Regions from separate parts of the Homo sapiens genome. Here region 2 is linked to region 1. The links are chromatin loops, found by intact Hi-C in ENCODE. Cell type or tissue: PC-9. All regions are shown on one strand. Each heading gives the region's core, and the rest is flanking DNA. Links, peaks and the distances in the headings are about the cores only.

The links. A loop is a pair of places that touch in the nucleus more often than their neighbours do. Peaks named below come from ENCODE experiments on the same cell type or tissue, not always from the same donor. Only the 100,000 strongest peaks of a DNase experiment are listed, where the experiment ranks them.
Region 2: a loop joins it to region 1, with 5 times the contacts of the local background. A loop is called at or near these places in 52 of 110 quality-filtered maps.

What each region holds. Positions count from the first base shown.
Region 1 is chr3:150,720,238-150,723,164 of GRCh38, forward strand. It overlaps the pseudogene SNRPCP3. Among named protein-coding and RNA genes, the nearest start is that of ERICH6, 18 kb to the left of the region's middle. In PC-9, for the core only: a CTCF peak has its summit at 1,248 (motif pointing right); a DNase peak (open chromatin) is centred at 1,264.
Region 2 is chr3:150,786,718-150,789,644 of GRCh38, forward strand. No RefSeq gene overlaps it. Among named protein-coding and RNA genes, the nearest start is that of SIAH2, 25 kb to the left of the region's middle. RefSeq lists a silencer at 1,287-1,346. In PC-9, for the core only: a CTCF peak has its summit at 1,262 (motif pointing right); no DNase peak of the experiment used is centred there; H3K27ac peaks cover 341 bases.

The DNA.
Region 1 (2,927 bases), core at 122-2,621:
TCTTACATGGCAGCAGGCAAGAGAGCGTGTGCAGGGGAAGTCCCCTTTATAAAACCATCAGATCTCATGAGACTTATTCACTATCGCGAGAACAGCATGAGAAAAACCCACCCCCATGATTCAATTACCTCCCACCGTGTCCCTCCCATGTCATGTGAAGATTATTACAACTCAAGGTGAGATCTGAGTGGGGACACAGAGCCAAATGATATCACCTCCAATGGGCAGCCTCATTCCAGGAGCACATCCCATTGGCATCATCCAGGAGGAGGGGGGGGCCATCATTGGCATCATGGGAGGGCCCCCCAGCTGGGGTGCTGGCATCATACCTGGTGAGGAACAGGAAGAGACTGGGGGGAGGTTGGATCATCGCTCCTGCAGGAGGAGGAACAGAGAACAGAGTAGGAGGTGTTCTTCCTTGTTGAGATGCAGTCTTTGTTCTGTCAGCCAGGCTCCGAGCCTGCTCTTCTATCCATTTCTGGTAGTAGTCTTTCACATTCTCTTTGTGTTTCCTTCCACTGCAATGGTAGGTTCTCACAGATGGAGAGTCGTGGGTGAGGTATGTATTGCAGAAGTCACAACAAAACTTAGGCATGTTGCTCTGTAGCCCGTTAACCACTCTCTTCCCTGATTTTGCTTTGTTTTGATGTGACATTGAAGCACTGCACATGCGCAGAGCAGCTAATAGTTCTTCCCTCTTTGGATTGTTGGATGAAATTTTTTTGAATTTTATTTTTTATTGATACATAATAGATATATGTGTTTTGGGGGTACATATGATAATTTAATATATTTATATAACTTGTTAAGAACAAATCAGTGTAATTGGGACAGCCACCACCTTAAATACTTGTCCTTCCTTTTTGCTGGAAACATTTGTATTATTCTCTTAGCTATTTTGAAATATACAATAGGTTATTCTAAACTATAATCACCCTAGTGATCTATGAAACACTACGTCTTATTTCTTCTATTGGATTAAATGATTTAATACCTGCAATGCTCTTAGCATTGTGCCTGGCACATGATAAATAAATATTAGCTGTCGTTATTCCGACCCAAAACAAGAACATTTTTTATTGTTACAGAAAAAATTGGACCATTGATTATGTTTCACCATTTAAGTGGCTATTGTTTGCATGCTTTCGACAGTTCTATCCCATGCCCTATACATTTACTTTCCCCCAGACCTCCCTCCCCTCCATCTTCAACCTATTACAACAGGGTGTAATAATATAGACGAACACTAGAGGGAAGCATGCAATTGCAATGAAGAAAATCGGCATCAGCACACTTGAAATTCAGACAAGAAGATAGAAGATGTCTAGTATCAAAGGAAAGTGAAATGTCTTCCTTTAATATAGTGTCTTGTAGTATTCTCCTATAGGAGGGAAGTATTATTACTCTATCGGATGAGTATTCCTACTGGAAGGATAGCTGCGGCATTTTAAAAAATCCTGCCTGTATGTGCCTGCCATAAAGATGTCACATAACCATTTCCTCACGTGCTGTTCACTCCACACCCCAGCTCTCCTGAGAGCACTTAGCTTCTCCCGTGAGCCGGTTCCTCCGATGGGAGGCATTTGGAAGCCTACATTAGTATAGTGCTGCCTTACAACGCACTTTAATGTAATATCTAGTCTCTGGGAGGCCCAGGAGTGCTTCAAATTCTAGGCTTCCCTGAGATGTCCAGTGCATTTCTGTTGAGGTGTATATGGGCTCACTCGGCCTGAGTCCCTCAGGGGCAGGAAACGTACCCCATCTTCACCTTTGCATCCCCAGCAGTTTGCAGTGCTGGGCATGCCCTAGAGAAGCTGGATAATGTCTGTTGGACTAAACTGCTTCATGAGCTGCAGACAGAAAAAGAGGGAAATTTATGCTCACTTTATGCCTGAGCAATGGGACTCTAAACTGCACCCCTAACCAGTGAATATTTTTCATTATTTTTCTGGATTATAAAAGTTCATGCTCATAATGTGAAAATCATGCAAAAAGAACATCTAAAATATTCATAATCCCATCCATCCAATATTAACCTGGGGAATACTACAGATTCTTTTAACCTTATGTCAGAGTATAATATATAAATATATGTGTGTGTGTACATATATATAGTGTTTACATTTATGGCAGCATGGAACACCTATCTTTTAAAAATTTTTTTTGAGATGGTGTCTATACTCTGTCACCCAGGTTGGAGTGCAGTGGCGTGATCTGACTCGCTGCAACCTTGGCCTCATCCTCCCACCTCAGCCTCCTGAGTAGCTGGTACCACAAGCGTGCACTACCATGCCCAGCTAATTTTTTGTATTTTTGGTACAGACAGGGTTTTGCCATGTTGCCCAGGCTGGTCTTGAACTCCTGAGCTCAAGTGATCCACCTGCCTTGGAATCCCAAAGTTCTGGGATTACAGGTGTGAGCCACCATGCCCAGCCCTACATCTATCTTTTTTTTTTTTTTAAAACTAATCCCTTTCTTTTGGGAATTTAAGCTGTTTCTCAATTTTTGCTTTTTTTAAAGAGCAGTCTGGTGAATATTCGTGTAGCTAAGTGTAAGCCCACATTCTTTATTAGTGTCTTAGGATAAATTCCCAGAGGCAGAATTTCTGGGTGATGGGTAATTTACATTGTCACCAACAGTGACAGTGCCCTTGATCAGATGAAGAGTTTTAATTAAACGTCACACCAGAACTCCATAATCTTGTCTCAGTCATGTCATCGCTGCTCAAAACATTTGGTGAACTCTGTTTGGTGATCCAGGCTATGACTCATATAAGAAAATAAATCTTAATCTCTCATCTTGCCTTTGATCTTTGACTGTTCAAGAAAATCTAATTTACCACAAAAGGACAAAGACAGCAACCATGGCAGATTTTCATATAGGTGTGCCACCAGAGTCAGGAGGAGATAGGGAAATGCTTCCCAGAC
Region 2 (2,927 bases), core at 323-2,822, 67 kb after region 1:
TCTCTACTAAAACTAGAAAAACTAGTTGGGCGCAGTGGCATGCATCTGTAATCCCAGCTACTCAGGAGGCTGAGGCAGGAGAATTGCTTAAACCTGAGAGGGGGAGGTTGCAGTGAGCCAAGATCATGCCATTGCATTCCAGCCTGGCAACAGACAGAGATTCCATCTCAAAGAAAAAAAGTAGGAGTTACCCTACTTTTGAGAGCAAACTGGACCTGAGACCAGTTTGGGGCATGTGGGAGGGGGACCTGGGAAACCTTGCCAACCCTAGATTCCTTCAACTGTGGCTTCTGAGACTTTCACCTTGGAAGCTCAGTCAACCCAAGTCTGAGTCATTCTGACAAGGGCAGGGTGGGGTTTGCAGGCAAATTCTGGATAGACCAAGATTGTGGCTCATTTAAGATCATTTGTCTCAGTTTCAACTTCTTTTCATACATTACTTAATGCTTCATGAAATAAACTAAAATATTTCACAAATGCATTTTTTCCCTATTGCCTTTGGCCATCATTTAGAACTAATTTTCATGGCATCAGTTTAAGGCACATGAATTTTATAGGACTGTGAATGTCTAGTTTCTAGGCTTTTCTACTTCATGAAGTCTTGAGCAAGGTGGGTTTGGATGAATGTGTAGACACGTGGAGACTTCCTTATCTTGGATGCAATTCTTTACTCCTTTTTTTTTTAAAAAAAAAAATAATAAAAAAGAAAAATTTGAGCAGGACCAGAGGATTTTTACTCATTTTTAAAGATAGGCCTGGCTGGGTGCAGTGGTTCATATCTGTAATCCCAGCACTTTGGGAGGCTGAGTCAGGAGGATTGCTTGAGCCCAGGAGTTCAAGACCAGCCTGGGCAACATAGGGAGACCTCTGTCTGTACAAAAAAGATAAAAAATAAAAAAATTAGCTGTTTGTGGTGGAGGCGCACACCTGTAGTCTCAGCTACTCAGGAGGCAGAGGCAGGAGGATCATTTGAGCCTGGGAGATCGAGGCTGTTACTGATCCAGGAAAAATGTCATGTATTGCTGTCATATGACAAAGATTGCTGTGTTCTTTGGTGTTTAGGCATCTCTGTTAATTTCTCTGCAGTTTACCTTTCTGAAGATCTTCTTAAAGTCAGAGACCCATTTTCTACTGTGGTAATGTACAAACATTAGTTTTTCTAAGGAAATGCTGCTACCTGTCAGCAAATTAGAATTTTGACAAGCTTATCTGGTGCAGCTGCAGGCGGTGCCACCACTAGGGGTCAGGCGACGTCCTGATAAAGGAAGCGCAGTCACGGGGAGGCGTGAGGCGGCGGAGAAGTGCCTGGCCAACTCACATTTTGGGAGAGAAAATGTGCACCATTCCTGGATGGAGCTGAAATGCAGGCATTCTAAGCTTTGGCACTGAGAGCTTTTTGTTTGTTTTGTTTTGTCTTTTGTGATTTGAATGCTAATTCTCTGAAGAGAGCCAGAGATTTTATGTCTGTCATTTTGCCTACAATTTCTCTTGTCTGTAGATTTTCAAATGTCATTTAATTTCTCCCTTACCAGCCCTGTCTGTCCATTCCTAGTGGATTTAGGGTGTAGAAAATTTCTGTATTCTCTCCGTTTTCAATAACGTTTTTATTCAGATGAATTCTGGATAAAATGAAACAGAGTCAAAGAATGGGAGGTCTGGGGAAGAGAGAGGAGGACACCCCTGGTCCTGTGTGGTCTCAGGAGGAGGTGATGGCAGGGATGGGGAATGAGTCTTTCCTCCTACCCAGATCAAAGAGCTCCGGGCACCTTTGAGCCCAGGTATCAATTCCAATTGGGGACAATATCAGGGCTCTCACCTGAGATATTGCTCCTTTATATTCGTATGCACCCAACGCACATTGCTACTCCATCTCTTTTTCTGCTGAGCCCTGATCAGCCTCGGAATGCTTCTCAACCAAGTGCTTCAGGAAGTCACTATTAGCTTTGCCATCATTCCTGGTTTGGCAATGCCTTGGTGTCAAAGACAAGTTTATGTTGAACTTGGCATCCATTACTCCTGCCTCTGTGGTGGTGATCATCGTTTGCAATTTAGACTTCTCCAGAAGTTTTTTGAAGATCTTCCTTAAAATGGGGTTGAGGTGTTATACAACAGCCAAGCTACAGACTGCTTTCAGGTACTGATTGGTTTCTGGCTAAACTGGTATTCCAGATAACAGTTACGGTGATTTTGCTAGAGATTTAGTCCAAAATATGCCTCCATTTTTCTCATAAGAATAGTGTCTGTACAGAGTAAAAACCTAAATTAGCAACTAAAGTTTACTAAGAAATGAGATGAACAACCTTACTAGCATTCAAAATTGCAAATTAAACAACACAAGATACCATTTTTTCCTTATCAAGTGGCAAAAACTAAAAAGATTAATGACATACAGTGCTAATAGAGGGAAAACAGGCCTTCTCATATACTGAAGGTAGGACTGAAAATTATTACTGCTCTTGGGGAGATAGTATAGTAATATTTATTAAAATTTTTAAAAATATTTTTTGCCCCAAATCTCATTTTGAGGAGTATATTTTTCAGATATGAAAGCTGTAGAACATAGAAATACGTAATTGAGATGATTTTTGCACATTTTTTAGTAGCAAAACAAAACAAAATTGAGATACAACTGAACTGTACTTCAATAGGATATATTTTGGTATAAATGTAATTTGGTATATTCATAATTCCAATTTAAATTAGTGTGTAGGAATGAATTAGATCTATATGAATTGTTCTAGAGGATCACCATAGTAAGTTGAATGAAAAAAAAAAAGAAATTGTGGAGTCTTAAACATAGTATGATTCAGTTTTTGTAAGAACAAAAAATTCAAACTCTTTAGGAATATCTGCTTGCATGCGAGCATGGAGAAAGGTATCGAGGGGATACTCACTAGACGTTCCACCCTTGGAGGGTGGAATAAGAG